Regions from separate parts of the Homo sapiens genome. Here region 2 is linked to region 1. The links are chromatin loops, found by intact Hi-C in ENCODE. Cell type or tissue: MCF 10A. All regions are shown on one strand.

Region 1 (8,000 bases):
AATGGTGCAACTGCTGTGGAAAGAGTGTGGTGTCTCCTTAAAAAGTTAAACACAGAGGCACCATATGCCTAGGGATTCCAATTCTAGGTACTGAAAGAACTGAAAGCAGCATCTCAAAGATATATTTATATACCCATATTCAGTGCAACGTTATTCATAATAGTCAAAGGTGGAAACAACCAAACTGCCCATTAACGGATGATTGGATAAAATATTTGCTGTAGTCATGTTCTATAAAGTCACAGCAAACACTGAATTAGCAAATATTCAACTATTCCTCCTAGGGGAAGTTTGGGGTAATGGTCCTTACAACCTCTGGTTACATTTCATCAACTGATCTATACCTAATTTTGTTTCGTGTGTATTTCTGTTTAAAGACATCTTACTTAACATATATTCCTAGTTTGTTAACATTGAACTATAGCCAGCAGAACCATAACTCATGCTTCAGTAATGATTATCTGACACACCTATTTTCTCTGTGAGGCGCATCATAGCTTTCTTGAGCTAAAGAACACTAGCTAGCACTTCAGCACTACGTCTAGGGGCCAGCCATCTTAAACGGTGAAATCACCAAAAGGCATAAAAATGCAAAACATGTGGCAATAAATAGACTGTGAAAAGGATGACAGTTTATAGCATGAGAGCTGAAACAAGATGGCGGAGTGGTCCCTTGTGTGAGCTCAGCTGCAATGTGCTCTCTTGGCAACTCAAATTCTTTGTTACTCTGCATTTGTCTGTAAATGACCATGAATATCCTGTGAGTATTGACTTTGAGATTACAAATAAATGCAGTCAGTAAGCAAATATGCAACTACAGAATCCACTAATGAGGACTGACTTGATATATCTATGATGGAATGTTATTCTGCCATAAAAAGGAATGGAATTCTGATACATACTAAATATGGATGAACATTGAAAACATTAGGCTAAGCAAAATGAGCCAGGCACAAAAGGACAAATATTATATGATTCCACTTATATTAAATATATAGAATAGGTAAATTCATAGACTAGAGGTTACCAGAGGCTTAGGGGAGGGGATAAAGGGGAGTGATTGTTGAATGGGTTTAGAGTTTGTTTGGGATGATGAAAAGTATTGGATGTGGATAGTGGTGATGGTGGCACAACAATGTGAATGTAATTAATGCTACTGAGTTGTATGCTTAAAAATGAAAAATTTTATGTTATACACATTTTATGACAAAAATTAATAGATGTATTAATAAGATTAAATGGGTTGTTTTAATGTTCTGTTAAAATCAAACGCTGAGGGCATTAATAGAGATTCTTATTTACTCACGTCCTTTTAAAACAAGAACCCTCTTTAATATGTGTTTTCTTCTGGTTTATAGAACATATTTTAAAACGGGCTTACTATTCAATAATATCAATTGATTATTGAGGAATACAAGTTAATTAAATTGTGCAAGTCAGTTGTTTGGCCTTACTTCATGCTTTTGGTGAACACTGATGCAGTACTAGAATTACTCTTTTTGATAAATTGCCAAAAGCAGGCCACCTCGAGAACCAACAACTGATGTTTCTAATTTATGTTTGGAATAAAATTGTCTTTGCAGTACATCACATGTGGGCGAACTGGTACTCTTAGGTAAATTACTACTGGTACTACTGAGGTGTGTTGGCACTATCTGTCTATACTTTTCATCTTTTGCATTACTTTTCTTGCTTTCATCACCAACCTATTTCTCATCTGCCTCCTCCCCTACTGAAACCCCTGTTTTCCTATTGCCAGAGAGAGCCATCTGTCAGAATATGGCTGTAGTTACTATCATAATTCAAATATTCCCTTTTAAGTATTTCTTGACCCAACAATTACAAAGAAGCACTGCTAGATACAAACATAAATAAAATGTGCTAATGAGGAATGCAAACAGTATTAAAATGTAAACTTAAAATAGGAAGGAATTTGTGGCCAAAGAAAAACTGATTACGATTCTTTCAGTCTTTTAAAATGCATCATAAAACTAAAAATGTTTTGCTACAGAATAACAGTTTGGCTTCTTTTATGATGGCAAAGAAGGGTAATTACGATTGTCATGAAAACACATTGAGCAGCTGTATACTGTTAACAAAAGAACCATTATATGAGCTCGTAAAAGCTGGCACTTTATATATTCACATTTCCTAGAAATTAGATTGTCTTCCCAATTGGAGTCGATACCAAAAGAGACTGTTTTCTATTAATTGTGGCTTTGTACCAGTCAATTTTCAGAGCCAACTGGATCATCTTTCTTTTGGGATATATCCCACATATTATTATGTGGAATTTATATATACTGATTTATATACACTCAGAAGCATACAGTATAATGTTGCAAAGAGTAATTTTTTAAGTTCCCAGAGATCTGTAAATTTTTAACGTTAAAAAATGCCAGTTTCAGTAGATTCTTTCACCAACGTACATCTGTTTAGAAATTACTGAAAGAAATCATAACGCATAACTCTGCAGTTTATTTTATGAAGGCTAATTAATAGGTACTTACTCATTAAAGACTAGGTCTGGTGCAAAATAGAGAAATTGGCTGTTCGTATGTTTGTACGATCTCCAGCTCAAGGCAAATGATGATAGACACATCCAAGAATACTGGATTAGGGTAATTTGGTCCTCAAGAGGCAAGTTTTTAAATCCTGAAGAACAAAACAATTAATCACAGAAATACACTTAGCATTTAAGTACATTCCAGGAAGATGCTTCTTAAGTCAACCCCAAACAGCCACCTTTCTTTCACTTTTCTCTTTTCTGACAGACTCAAATCAATTCAACAGTCATTTACAGAGTGCCCACCACTGGCCCAGTCCTGTTCCACATTTCACTTTAAATTCATCCTAAATTCTAGATGAGGGTAAACTGCCAGGGCAAACTAAAATTGCAAAGTTCAGCAAGTTTCAGTGTGGATGACAGCCTAAAACCCTTGGTTAGATTGAGAGAATTTGTATTAACCTGTAAAACTTGCTTCGTCCCACCCACAATTAATAACACTAAAATAAAGGGTAATTTAATAACTGTCAAACCCTGTGTATCTGCAATAATGGTGGGAGATTTCATTGTTCATGAGTTTGTGGTGCTTAAAAAATGAGCATGTGGTGCCTCCTATGGTCCAGGTTAATACCAGACTTTGATAAAGTTCTATGGTAGAACATGTTTCCCTGGCACCTGTCCTCCCTGCCTGACAGACTCAAGCTCTTCTTTTGTTCTTTATTTTATTTATTTATTTTTTAAGATGGATTCTCATTCTGTCGCCCAGGCTGGAGTTCAGTGACATGATATTGGCTCACTGCATCCCAGGTTTCAAGCGATTCTCCTGCCTCAGGCTCACAAGTAGCTGGGGTTACAGGTGCCTGCCAGGACGCCCAACTAAATTTTGTATTTTTAGTAGAGACAGGGTTTCATGATGGTGGCAAGGCTGGTCTCAAATTCCTGACCTCAAGTGATCTGCTTGCCTCAGCCTCCCAAAGTCTGGGATTACAGGCATGGGCCACTGCACCAGGCCTTCTTTTGTTTTTTATCACCTCCCCCATCTCCAGGGGCATCATGTTATTTTTCTGCCTGTGGAGTTTCACTGGGCAAGCTCCTCTTCAAAGAATCAGTCAGTGGAGCTTTCCCCAACTTTTACAGCTGCTGTCTGACCACAGGTAATCTAAGAAACTGCTTTAGATTAATGAACTGGGACAATGTAATGGCAATTTCTAAGTGATGTTTCTGTAGATTAAGAGGGGCCTTATTAATTAAATACCATGAAACAAAAAAAAATGACTAAAATAGGAATTCCAGGGACAATTTAAAGGGTGCTGGGGGCCAGGTGATTATTTTTTAGACAGAAGAGTCATTCCAGGTCTCTTACAACTTACTTGCTAGGCCTTGCCTTACTTGGTCTACACTTAGATTAACCCTCGTTATGAGCCGCTAATAATGTGCTCAACTTGTGATTTCATGAACAGAATGTATTTTACCTTATTAATATTTTTGGATGAAATTTTCCATTTTGATCAACATAAGAAGTGTATGTCATTTTTTTTATTTTTAATTTCTTTTTTTTTTTTGAGACAGAGTCTCACTCTGTTGCTCAGGCTGGAGTATAGTGGTGGGATCTCGGCTCACTGCAGCCTCTGCCGCCCAGGTTCAAGCGATTCTCCTGCCTCAGCCTCCTGAGTAGCTGGGATTACAGGCACCTGCCACCAAGCAGGACTAATTTTTGTGTTTTTAGTAGAAACGGGGTTTCACCATCTTGGCTAGGCTGGTCTTGAACTCCTGACCTCGTGATCCATCTGCCTCAGTAAGCCACCTGCCTTGGCCTCCCAAAGTGCTGGGATTACAGGCGTGAGCCACTGCGCCCAGCCGTATCTGTCATTTTAACAATAAAATCCTTAACCCTGCATTCTCGGAAGAAATGAGCACATTAACCATATTTTTCCTATACACTTGATCAATTTGTTATCAATTTAAAAAATCTGATATCAGGATTTCATAGAACGCAAACTCCTCCTGCATGGTTGGAGATGGCGAAGTCAGTTGCCCAGACTTGTTAAGTTCAGGATGCAGCCTGTGAAAGGAGAGGCAATCCTACCTGGAAGTACCTTTGCCCACTTCACGACTTGGATCATCTGTTTGCCTGCTAAGCGGTTGAGCGTGGAGAGCAGATTTTCGGCTGTATCTGGTTTTGAGCTGTCATAGCCTGCATATACAATTTCAGGTTCAATGTTTTCAAGGACCATAACGGGGGAAGGTGTGAGCGCTCGTGAGATTGTGGAGAGCTGAGGAACCAGTGCTGTGTTGACCGAGGGTTCTTTTGCAGGAGCGATGTACGTTGTCCCTTCCTCTGGGCTTTGCGGGGGTGGGGGTGGGGGTGGGGGCTGCTGCTGCTGTGGCTGCTCCTCGTGAATCCCTTTTAACTTTCCCAACTTCTTTGACTTTCGTGCTATAAGAAACCATAAATGATAAGGCCAAATTAAAATTATGTTTGAAATATGCTGACTCACACTGGTTAAAGTACAGTTTTCCTCTAAATAGATCTTGTTATGTCAATAGGAACATGACCGTTTATTCCACTAAGAGAAAATATATAAAGCTCAATTATTATTACTTACTATTGGTATTAAGAGAACAAACTCCTTCCTTCTTTCATTCATTTTTACAAGTCTTCACTGCCTGTCTCCTATAAGAGACTGTATAAGCTGCATAGGAACCCAGCTAATATGTTCAGTATAACCAAGCCTTACCCGGTCCTCAACAAGTGTTCAGCCTAGTGGGGGAGGACTTAAGAAATGTACCACCAACTGCACCGCAGTGCAGGTAGAGATCGGTAAGGGTATTCAATTAGGAAAAGACGAAGTCAAATTGTCCCTGTTTGCAGACGACATGATTGTATATCTAGAAAACCCCACTGTCTCAGCCCAAAATCTCTTTAAGCTGATAAGCAACTTCAGCAAAGTCTCAGGATACAAAATCAATGTGCAAAAATCACAAGCATTCTTATACACCAATAACAGACAAACAGAGAGCCAAATCATGAGTGAACTCCCATTCACAATTACTTCAAAGAGAATAAAATACCTAGGAATCCAACTTACAAGGGATGTGAAGGACCTCTTCAAGGAGAACTACAAACCACTGCTCAAGGAAATAAGAGGATACAAACAAATGGAAGAACATTCCATGCTCATGGGTAGGAAGAATCAATATCGTGAAAATGGCCATATTGCCCAAGGTAATTTATAGATTCAATGCCATCCCCATCAAGCTACCAATGACTTTCTTCACGGAATTGGAAAAAACTACTTTAAAGTTCATATGGAACCAAAAAAGAGCCTGCATCGCCAAGTCAATCCTAAGCCAAAAGAACAAAGCTGGAGGAATCACACTACCTGACTTCGAACTATACTACAAGGCTACAGTAACCAAAACAGCATGGTACTGGTACCAAAACAGAGATATAGATCAATGGAACAGAACAGAGCCCTCAGAAATAACGCCACATATCGACAACTATCTGATCTTTGACAAACCCGAGGAAAACAAGCAATGGGGAAAGGATTCCCTATTTAATAACTGGTGCTGGGAAAACTGGCTAGCCATATGTAGAAAGCTGAAACTGGATCCCTTCCTTACACCTTATACAAAAATTAATTCAAGATTGATTAAAGACTTAAACGTTAGACCTAAAACCATAAAAACCCTAGAAGAAAACCTAGGCATTACCATTCAGGACATAGGCATGGGCAAGGACTTCATGTCTAAAACACCAAAAGCAATGGCCACAAAAGCCAAAATTGACAAATGGGATCTAATTAAACTGAAGAGCTTCTGCACAGCAAAAGATACTACCATCAGAGTGAACAGGCAACCTACAAAATGGGAGAAAATTTTTGCAACCTACTCATCTGACAAAGGGCTAATATCCAGAATCTACAATGAACTCAAACAAATTTACAAGAAAAAAACAAACAACCCCATCAAAAAGTGGGCAAAGGATATGAACAGACACTTCTCAAAAGAAGACATTTATGCAAAGGATATGAACAGACACTTCTCAAAAGAAGACATTTATGCAGCCAAAAGACACAAGAAAAAATGCTCATCATCACTGGCCATCAGAGAAATGCAAATCAAAACCACAATGAGACACCATCTCACACCAGTTAGAATGGCAATCATTAAAAAGTCAGGAAACAACAGGTGCTGGAGAGGATGTGGAGAAATAGGAACACTTTTACACTGTTGGTGGGACTGTAAACTAGTTCAACCATTGTGGAAGTCAGTGTGGCGTTTCCTCAGGGATCTAGAACTGGAAATACCATTTGACCCAGCCATCCCATTACTGGGTATATATCCAAAGGACTATAAATCACGCTGTGATAAAGACACATGCACACGTATGTTTATTGCGGCACTATTCACAATAGCAAAGACTTGGAACCAACCCAAATGTCCAACAATGATAGACTGAATTAAGAAAATGTGGCACATATACACCATGGAATACTATGCAGCCATAAAAAAGGATGAGTTCATGTCCTTTACAGGGACATGGATGAAATTGGAAATCATCATTCTCAGTAAACTATCACAAGGACAAAAAACCAAACACCGCAGGTTCTCACTCATAGATGGGGACTGAACAATGAGAACACATGGACACAGGAAGGGGAACATCACACTCTGGGGACTGTTGTGGGGTGGGGGGAGGGGGGAGGGATAGCATTAGGAGATATACCTAATGCTAAATGACGAGTTAATGGGTGCAGCACACCATCATGGCACATGTATACATATGTAACTAACCTGCACATTGTGCACATGTACCCTAAAACTTAAAGTATAATTAAAAAAACCCCAAAAATGGCTAAAATTTATTGAATGCTTACTAATGCCAGGCACTGTTCTAAATGCTCTATATAAATTAACTAATTTAATAATTTTATGAGTAGATTCTATTATGATTCTCATCGTAGAATAAGGAAACAGAGACCAGAAAGTTTAAGAAATATAAGATCACACATCTTGTGTATCTGAAATAGAGTTTAGAGGAAGGGTAAATTACTTCATATGCGAATATGATGGAGGTAGTGGGGGAGGTGGGAAGGTTGGGAGGTAGATGGGTAGATGGATATATAATTGGGAAGACAGATGAATGAGAGAACAATTAAAAAAAAAGTTAAGAAGCACCAAACTGAGCTTAGGTATGTGAGAATTACTTACGTTACAAATGTAACATTTCAATTTATTTAAAAATTCTTGAAGCAAACAGACACCTTCTACTTAATCCTAACAGTCATGAGAACTTACAGGACACAAATTTAACGTAGAGTAGGACTATGTTACACCAATTAACTTGATTTAAAAATAAGAGTAATTTGTGTTTATAATTATAGCCATTAATGTTTATCACGTTCATCACAGAAAATCTTACAATTCAGATAAAAGATAAGCTATCAAACAACAAAAGCTATATTAAATATTGGAACCAGGCTTAAAA
Region 2 (8,000 bases), 170 kb before region 1:
TTTTTGGGTCTTGGTTTCATTTAGTTCTGCTCTGATTTTAGTTATTTCTTTTCTTTTGCTAACTTTGGGTTTAGTTCTTGTTTTTCTGGTTTCTTTAGGTACAAGGTTAGGTTGTTAATTTGAGATCTTTCCACTTGATGTAGGTGTTTTGTGCAGTAAACGTTCCTCTTAACATTGCTTTTGCCATGTCTCAGAGATTTTGGTATATTATGTCTACTTTTGTTTGTTTCAAAGAAGTTTTTGATTTCTGCATTAATTTTGTGGTTTACCCAAAAGTCATTCAGGAGTTAAGTTGTTTAGTTTCCATGTATTTGTGTGTTTTTTAGAGTTGCTCTTGGTATTAATTTCTATTTTTATTCCATTGTGGTCTGAGAAGATGCTTGGTATGATTTCAGTTTTTAAAAAGTATATTGAGACTTGCTTTATGATTCAGCATGTGTTCAGTCTTTGAGAATGTTACATGTGCAGATGAGGAGAATGACTATTCTGTGGTTGTTGGGTATTCTGTAGATGCCTATTAGGTCCGGTTAGTCAAGTGTTGAATTTAAGTTCAGAATTTCTTTGTTCATTTTCTGCCTCTGTGATGTGTCTAATGCCATCAGTGAAGTGTTGAAGTCTCCTCCTATTATTATGTGGCTGTCAAAGTATTCTCTTAGGTCTAGAAGTAATTGTTTTATAAATCTGGGTGTGCCAGTGTTGGGTGCAAATACATTTAGAATAGTTAAATCTTCTTGTTGAATTTAACCTTTTATCATTATGTAATGCTCTTACTTGTCCTTTTTTTTACTGTTGTTGGTTTAAAGTCTATATTTTCTGATATATGTATAAGAGTAGGGACCTCTGCTCTTTTTCGATTCCATTTGTGTGGTAGATTTTCCTCCATCCCTTTACTTTGAGCCCAGGGGCGTGATCATATGTGAGATGGGTCTCTTGCAAACAGCAGAAGGACGGATCTTGGTTTTAAAATTCAATTTGCCACCCTATGTCTTTTATTTTTAGTCTTTTTTCAAAAGACAGGGTTTTGCTCCATCACCCGTGCTGGAAGTGCAGTGGTATGAGTATGGGTCACTGCAGCTTTGACTTCCCAGGCTCAAGTGATCCTTTTGCCTCAGCCCCCTGTCTCTTCTGGTTTATAAAGTTTCTTCTGTGAAGTCAGCTGTCATTCTGATGGGTTTCTTTTTATAGGTAACATGATCCTTTTCTGTAGCTACCTTTAAGATTTTTTCTTTTGCGTTGATCTTGGAAAGTCTGATGACTATGTGCCTTGGACTCGGTCGTCTTGTATCTCACAGGAGTTCCCTGGGTTTCTTTTCTTTCTTTCTTTTTTTTTTTTTTTTCTTTTTGAGACAGGGTCTCACTCTGTTGCCCAGGCTGGAGTGCAGTGGTGCAATCACGGCTCACTGCAGCCTTGACCTCCTCCCAGGCTCAGACAACCCTCCCATGTCAGCTTCCTAAGACTGTAGCTGGGACTACAGGCATGTGCCATCACACCCAGCTAAATCTTTTTTTTTTTTTTTTTTTTTTTTTGGTATTTTGTGTTGAGATGGGGTCTCCCTATGTTGCCCAGGCTGGTCTCGAACTCCTTGGCTCAAGCAGTCCTCCTGCCTTGGTGTCCCAAAGTGTTGGGATTACAGGTGTGAGCCACCACACCTAGCCTGGATTTCTTATATCTGCATTTTAACCTCTCAAGCAAGATTGGGGAAATTTTCCTGAATTTTATCCCCAAATATGTTTTCCAAGCTGCTTATTTTCTCTTCTTTTCTCTCAGGAATGCCAATAAGGTATACATTTGGTTGTTTTACATAATCTCGTATTTCTCAAATACTTACTTACTTTCTTTTTTTTCCTGAATTTTCGAGACAGGGTCTTACTCTCGCCCAGGCTGGAGTGCACTGGTATAATCACAGCTCATTGCAGCCTCGACTTTCTGGGTTCAGGTGATTCTTCCGCCTCAGTCTTCCTAGTAGCTGGACTCCAGGTGTGCATGACCATGCACTGCTAAGTTTTTGCATTTTTTGTAGAGATGGGGGTCTCACCATGTTGCCTAGCCTGGTCTTGAACTCTTGGGCTCAGAAGATCCACCCGCCTTGGCCTCCCAAAGTGCTGGGACTACAGGCATGAGCCATGGTGCCTGGCTGCTTTGTTTTTTTTTTTTTTTTGAAGCAGAGTCTCACTCTGTCGCCCAGGCTGGAGTACAGTGGCACGATCTCGGCTCACTGCAACCTCCACCTCCCGGGTTCACGCCATTCTCCTGCCTCAGCCTCCCGAGTAGCTGGGACTACAGGCGCCCGCCACCACGCCCAGCTAATTTTTTGTATTTTTAGTAGAGACAGGGTTTCACCGTGTTAGCCAGGATGGTCTCCATCTCCTGAGCTCGTGATCCGCCCGCCTCCTCCTCCCAAAGTGCTGGGATTATAGGCGTGAGCCACTGCACTCGGCCTGTTCATTTTTTAAAATTCTTTTTTTTTTTTTCAAATTTTTGTCTGGGTTCATTTGAAGCACTGATTTTTGAGTTCTGAAATTCTTTCTTTTGCATGGTCTCATCTGCCGTTAAGACTTCCAACTGTATTTTGAAATTCCTATAGTGAATTTTTCAATTCTAGAAGTTCTGTTTTGTTCCTTCTTAACATAGCTATGTCATCTTTTGAATCTTGAGTCGTTTTTGTGTTGTTTCTTGTCTTGGATTTCAATTTTCTCTTTGATCTTGTTGCATTTCTTTGCTATCCATATCCTGGATTCTTTATATGTCATTTCAGACATTCATTCCGGTTAGAATCCATTGCTGGGGAGTTAGTGGGATCCTTTGAAGGTGACAAAACAGTCTGGCTTTTTCTACTGCTGGAGTTCTTATGCTGGTTTCTTCTCATTTGAAAGAACTGATGTTTTCTTTTTTTTGATTTTGTTATTGTTTGGATGAGAGTTCTTGATTTTTTTATTCTTTTTGTCCTTGGGGCTGTTACTGTGGTGTATATTGTGTGTGATTGTTTGGCTACGTTTCTGGGTATTTTCAGAGTTCCAAGGCTGTTTATGAGTTCCTTGGTTGCAGAGAGGTTCCTACAGTGGCTTTCTCCTTTGTTGCTTGTAGGGGTGTAATTTTGTTTGGTGGTGTTGTTTAAGCTGCAGTCCAGTAGATGGCGCTTAAGAGTAATAGCTGCCTGGGGAATGGGCAGAGGGAGGCAACAGAGAAGCATGAAAAGCGCCCTCCCCCAGTACACATTCGCGTTCAGCGGCTGGAGCCACTGGAGAAGCCCCAGGAAGCAGTTTCTTTCAGCCCAAACTCTCCAGGCCCCAGCAGGAGGACGCACTGCCAAGTCCGCCACAGCACATTGAGGAGGCGGGAAGGGAGTATGAGACGACCCTCTCTCCATGTTCGTTCCAGGGCTGTGGTGGTGCCACCTTTAGCGGCTAATGCCATGCCCGTGTTTCCTTTGACCCACGGTGGCCTTTGGAGGCTGTGCTCCCACCTCCCTTGTGGGAGGACCACACCAAGAGTTGGGTCTCCAGATCTGGCTGTTTTCACTGGCAAGGTGTCTGTTTGAGTTCTGTGGTTATAAATAGCATTTCTGTGGTGGCTTGTGAGCAGGCTCACTGCCTCCTGTAGGACCAGGGGGCAGTGGTCTCAGGAGACTAACCTCGTTCCTGAGTGCTGTGTGCTTATGTCTGATTTCTTATTGTGTTGTGCCATTCAACGTCCAGGCCAAGAAGTGGCTTTTGGGTTAAGAGCCAGCTGTGGCCAATATAGTTGAGTAGAAACTTGATCCTTGTTTACTGGGGAAACTCTCTGTTGCCTCAGGGCCAATCTGTGGAGTGCACAGTGGTCTGAGCGCCCTGCTCCAACCTGGAGGAGGGCTTCAAGATGGGCAGGCCAGACCAGGCAGGCCCACCTACAGGTCCCCCAATGGCAGGTCCGAGCATCAGCTTTGAGGGGTGGTCCAATGGGTGGCTACTAGGCACATAGAGATGTGCCTAGGTGTGGAGCTGGGAACCTCACCTGGTCTCAAGTTCTCTGCATGAGGCAGTGGAGCTGCCTAATCTCATCCAGGAGAGTGGGTCCTCCAGGTGCCAGGAGATCTGCTTGGGTATGGAGCAGAGAGGGCCCTGCTGCACCACAGTCTCTGCACAAGAAGGGAAGGGTAGCTCTGGCTGCAGATCCAGGCAAGTGGGTGCTCTGAATGCCTGGAGATACTCCTGGGTGTGGGGAAGAGAGGGCCTCACTGTACCACGGTCTCTGCACAGGAAAGATGGGTGGCTCAGGCTACTGATCCAGGTGAGCAGGTGCTCTGAATGCATGGAAATCTGCCTGGGGGTGGAGTGTAGAAGGCCCTGCTGCACCATAACCTCAGGAGAGGAGGCTGGGCACCCAGCAGGGACACATGCAAACCAGTTCCAGGCCACCAAGCTGGCTCTGTCTGCACGCCTCATTGCCCAGATAAACCATGGCTACAGCGACTCTCCTCTTACTTTTGGACCTGTGATGGGGGAGAGCACAATTCTAGTACCTACTGTTGGGTTACTTTCTATATTTGTTGCTCAGTTTTGGCTGTGGAGGCCTTTCCCCTGCTGCAGAGCAAATGCTGCAATATTTGATCCAAGACTAAATTGTCTGCATGACCACACTGCCAAATTGCTGAAGAATGACTGCCTTGTTTGAGCCTGGATTAAAAATGGCATCCCCTTGTCATTCCTGGTTCTGAGAAAATACATGCAGCTTTTCTCAGTGTGTCCGTCTCAGCGTCTGTAAGCTTTTCCCCAAGTTAGCTCCAAGGCTGAAGAGAAACAAAGTGCTCTCCCTCGGCCTGGGTTGCGCGGATCCCTAGCAGTAAGGGAAATGACAGCGGGAGGTCCTCTGCCTCTTATGTATTGAGGCTTCACTCACTTTTACCAGCCAGATGCCATCATGGAGGCTGTTTGCCCACCTTCTCCTCTCTGGAGTCTGGGGTGTCCTTTGCTGTTGAAGTGGATTTCCGTTTTCCTGTTTGAATTAAAGCTCACAGGGTTTATCTTTATGCACTATTTTGCTATTTGCAAGTGGCTGAGGTATGCGGAAAGCCTCTCATCTGCCATCTTGGGAAAAAAGGTCATGTGACTTTTGAGGGACTTAAGTGACCGGTTTAACCTCATTATCAGTTTCCTCATCTATGAAATAAGAAAAACGGAACTACCTCCCTGATGGAGTGGTTACAGGGATGAAGTGAGCTACTCCATGCCTCTCACTGCCATTTCCAAATGAGACACATGAAGCTCATGGAGGGTCATCAACTTGCTCGAGGTTATAGAACTAAAAATGGCCAAACTGGGATTTGAGCCCACTCTGTTTCCAAAGCCTGTCCCTTAGCTCTTCCACTGTTGTTGTCTGATGAAGTATATACAAATATATGCATTTAATATTAAATGACTGCAATTACTTGTTTGCTTTTCGAGAAAATCAAGGGGTTAACTGATTTTTACAGCTAGAGGGTAATGACAGGAAAGCAAACTCCTCTCCCCTGGTCACCTACCCTCTCCTCATACTGCTTTTAGTGTGCTGTCTCCAGGGTGACGTACACCCCACAGCCAAGACAGTCTCTCTAGGATCTTCAGACAGTGTCAGGCCTCTCTGGTTACCATCTTCCTCCTCATCTTCATCACCATCAATATAATTCATATAGAATAAGAGTATGTCTCACATTTACTAAGTGCTCATATTCTGTAAAGTACATCATGATTCAGATCCTGCTCAACAACTCTGAAAGGTAGACATTACTTTCATCCCTGCTTTACAAACGGAGGAAACTGAAGTTTAGGTGAAGAATTTTGCCAAATTCACATAGTTGGTAAGTGGGGATTCAGACCCAGGCTGCCTGGCTTTGGAGGTGGATTCTTAAGCCCTAGACTCTGCTGCTGCTCCTTCCATTCGAAATGGCTTTAGGTAAAAACCTTTTGTCTTCATTGTGACTGTTTAATAGGCTACACTGATCCTCAGAAACAGCAGATAACGGGATTATTGCGGATTGAACTGAATCACTGAAAATAGAATATTTTGATGTCTCAAATATATTTTCAGAAATCTAAAATTATACCAGATAGACTAAGTGGGGAAAGATAAACATGGAGTATCACATAATATATGAAAAACTAACTTTTCTAAACTGTAAACAAATGTATTGAGAATAAGCTACATGCTTTCAGCAAAATCATTGTAATTAAGAATGATAAAGTATACATTAATACATATACTGTTGAAGCTTCTATAATCATATAGCCATTTACATCAGACTAGGATACTTGTAGAGAAGTTTTTAAAAAATTTTTTCTGGAATGATTTCCTTCCCCTTCTAGATCGGCAGGATTGGGAGAAGGGTATTTTTCTAGACTCTGAACGCATAGCCACTTCCTCTTTTTACCTTTTTCTGGGTCCCTCCTCAGTCTGTAGTGCCCTGTAGTCATTTGGTACAAGTATTTCCTTCAGGCGACAGCCCAGCAGCACTGAGAACTGCTCACTGTGGACATGAACCCCTCCTGCTGTGTTAGTGAGGCTTGGTGCCTGTCTTCTCTGGGTCTGCTGCTGACACAGAGCTAAGCACATGAATTATCAGACTGCGATCTGAGCTGAGACAGATTCTCTCTGCTAGAAATTGAGAATTAGGATTTGGGGAGACTGAGCCAGTTACTATGAGGTTGTCTCTGGGCTTTGGGGCTGAAGACATCTCTGTGCTGGGTCAGGTGTAGGCAGAACAGAGAAAAGGCAGTGATGGGGAGAGAATCTGGCAGCTCCTCAGGAGGGAGAAGAGGAGTGGGAGAGAAGTGGAGACTTGCTGCCTTGACTCTTGATGGCCTCTCATTACTAATCCAAGGCAGTCTTGAGTCCCAGCTCTTGTTACTTCCTGCTGATTCCTTTTAATAAATCCACTTTTACTTATGCCACTTTGGCAAAGTTTTGGTTGCAACCAAATCATCTCTCCAGCAGTGTGAGAAAATACAGAGTGTGAGGCACTTGCAGTTCAATAAAGTTACAGATACATAGTTTACTCAGTGAGTTTGGTTTAACTCAGTGTAGTTTTTATTTCCCTTACTGCAGGTGTCTCCTGCCTGTCCCTGAGGCTGGCTGCTTCTTAGGCCCAGTCCTTAGGAAAACAGATGGAGCGTGTGTGTCTGGTCAACATAGTTTTAGGTAGAAACTGGCTCTTTGAAGCCATTCAAACCTGAGCCTATTGGTTGACTCCCAAAATTTTATGGCTAAAACTTGTTTAACTTTATTTTTCAGTTTTCTCAGCCCACAGTTTAAACCAGAAGTAGCTTTCCTCTGAACTTCCACTAATTTCATTTACTAGATCATGTTTTCTGAGATCTTAGTCTCTATTCTGTGCCTTGCATTCTTCCACATCTCCTGGCTGGTCCTCTGGCCTGCCGGTCCTTTGGTCAGGTAGCATTTTACAGTTCCCTCCTCCATCTGACAGCCTTTTCCTCTATCTAGCTCTGAAGCTTTAGTACATTAAGACCCACTTTAAAAATGTGATGAGAGCTTTGGGTTCTGTTTCCAGAAAATTGAATGTTTATATATACACACACACCAAAAAGTGTACACTTTCAGGAATTTTGGGGACTTCTCAGGTTAGGAACCTAGAACCCTGGGGAAACCAAGAGCTGCAACATGATCCATAAAAAAATGGGGTCTAGAACATTTCTTCAGAGTCAGCCTTTGTGGCCTTTTAGTGTTGACTTTTCCCCCACACTTCCGTGTAGGAACTGAGAGGAGAGGAGGTAAAGATGCCCCTCACCTCAGACTCATGCTTTATTCTGTCAGTGATGCTGTGTTCCTTTCCCCACCTGGGGCCAGCCACCAAGGAAACCTCCTATTAAAATAATCATTCCTGAGTTTGGCCATGGAAGGTATGAGCCTATACCAAAAGACGTTCTACTTAAATAATGTAAGATACCCACCTTCCATTGTTTTGGATGCTCCTTATCGGGGACCTGCCCCGATAATCACGTAGGTTCTTCTCTATTTTCCTAAGTGTCGA

What was found. A loop is a pair of places that touch in the nucleus more often than their neighbours do. Peaks named below come from ENCODE experiments on the same cell type or tissue, not always from the same donor. Only the 100,000 strongest peaks of a DNase experiment are listed, where the experiment ranks them.
Region 2: it touches region 1 in a loop (5-fold over the local background); 2 of 110 quality-filtered maps call a loop at or near these places.

Annotation. Positions count from the first base shown.
Region 1 is chr4:148,149,959-148,157,958 of GRCh38, forward strand. NR3C2 (nuclear receptor subfamily 3 group C member 2) reads right to left here. Exons shown (of 9, transcript NM_000901.5): 5 at 4,593-4,943; 6 at 2,511-2,655. Among named protein-coding and RNA genes, the nearest start is that of NR3C2, 290 kb to the right of the region's middle. In MCF 10A, a CTCF peak has its summit at 3,091; no DNase peak of the experiment used is centred here.
Region 2 is chr4:147,981,045-147,989,044 of GRCh38, forward strand. All of the region lies in intron 18 of ARHGAP10 (Rho GTPase activating protein 10), which reads left to right. Among named protein-coding and RNA genes, the nearest start is that of MIR4799, 200 kb to the left of the region's middle. RefSeq lists an enhancer at 283-332. In MCF 10A, a CTCF peak has its summit at 3,131 (motif pointing right); a DNase peak (open chromatin) is centred at 3,157.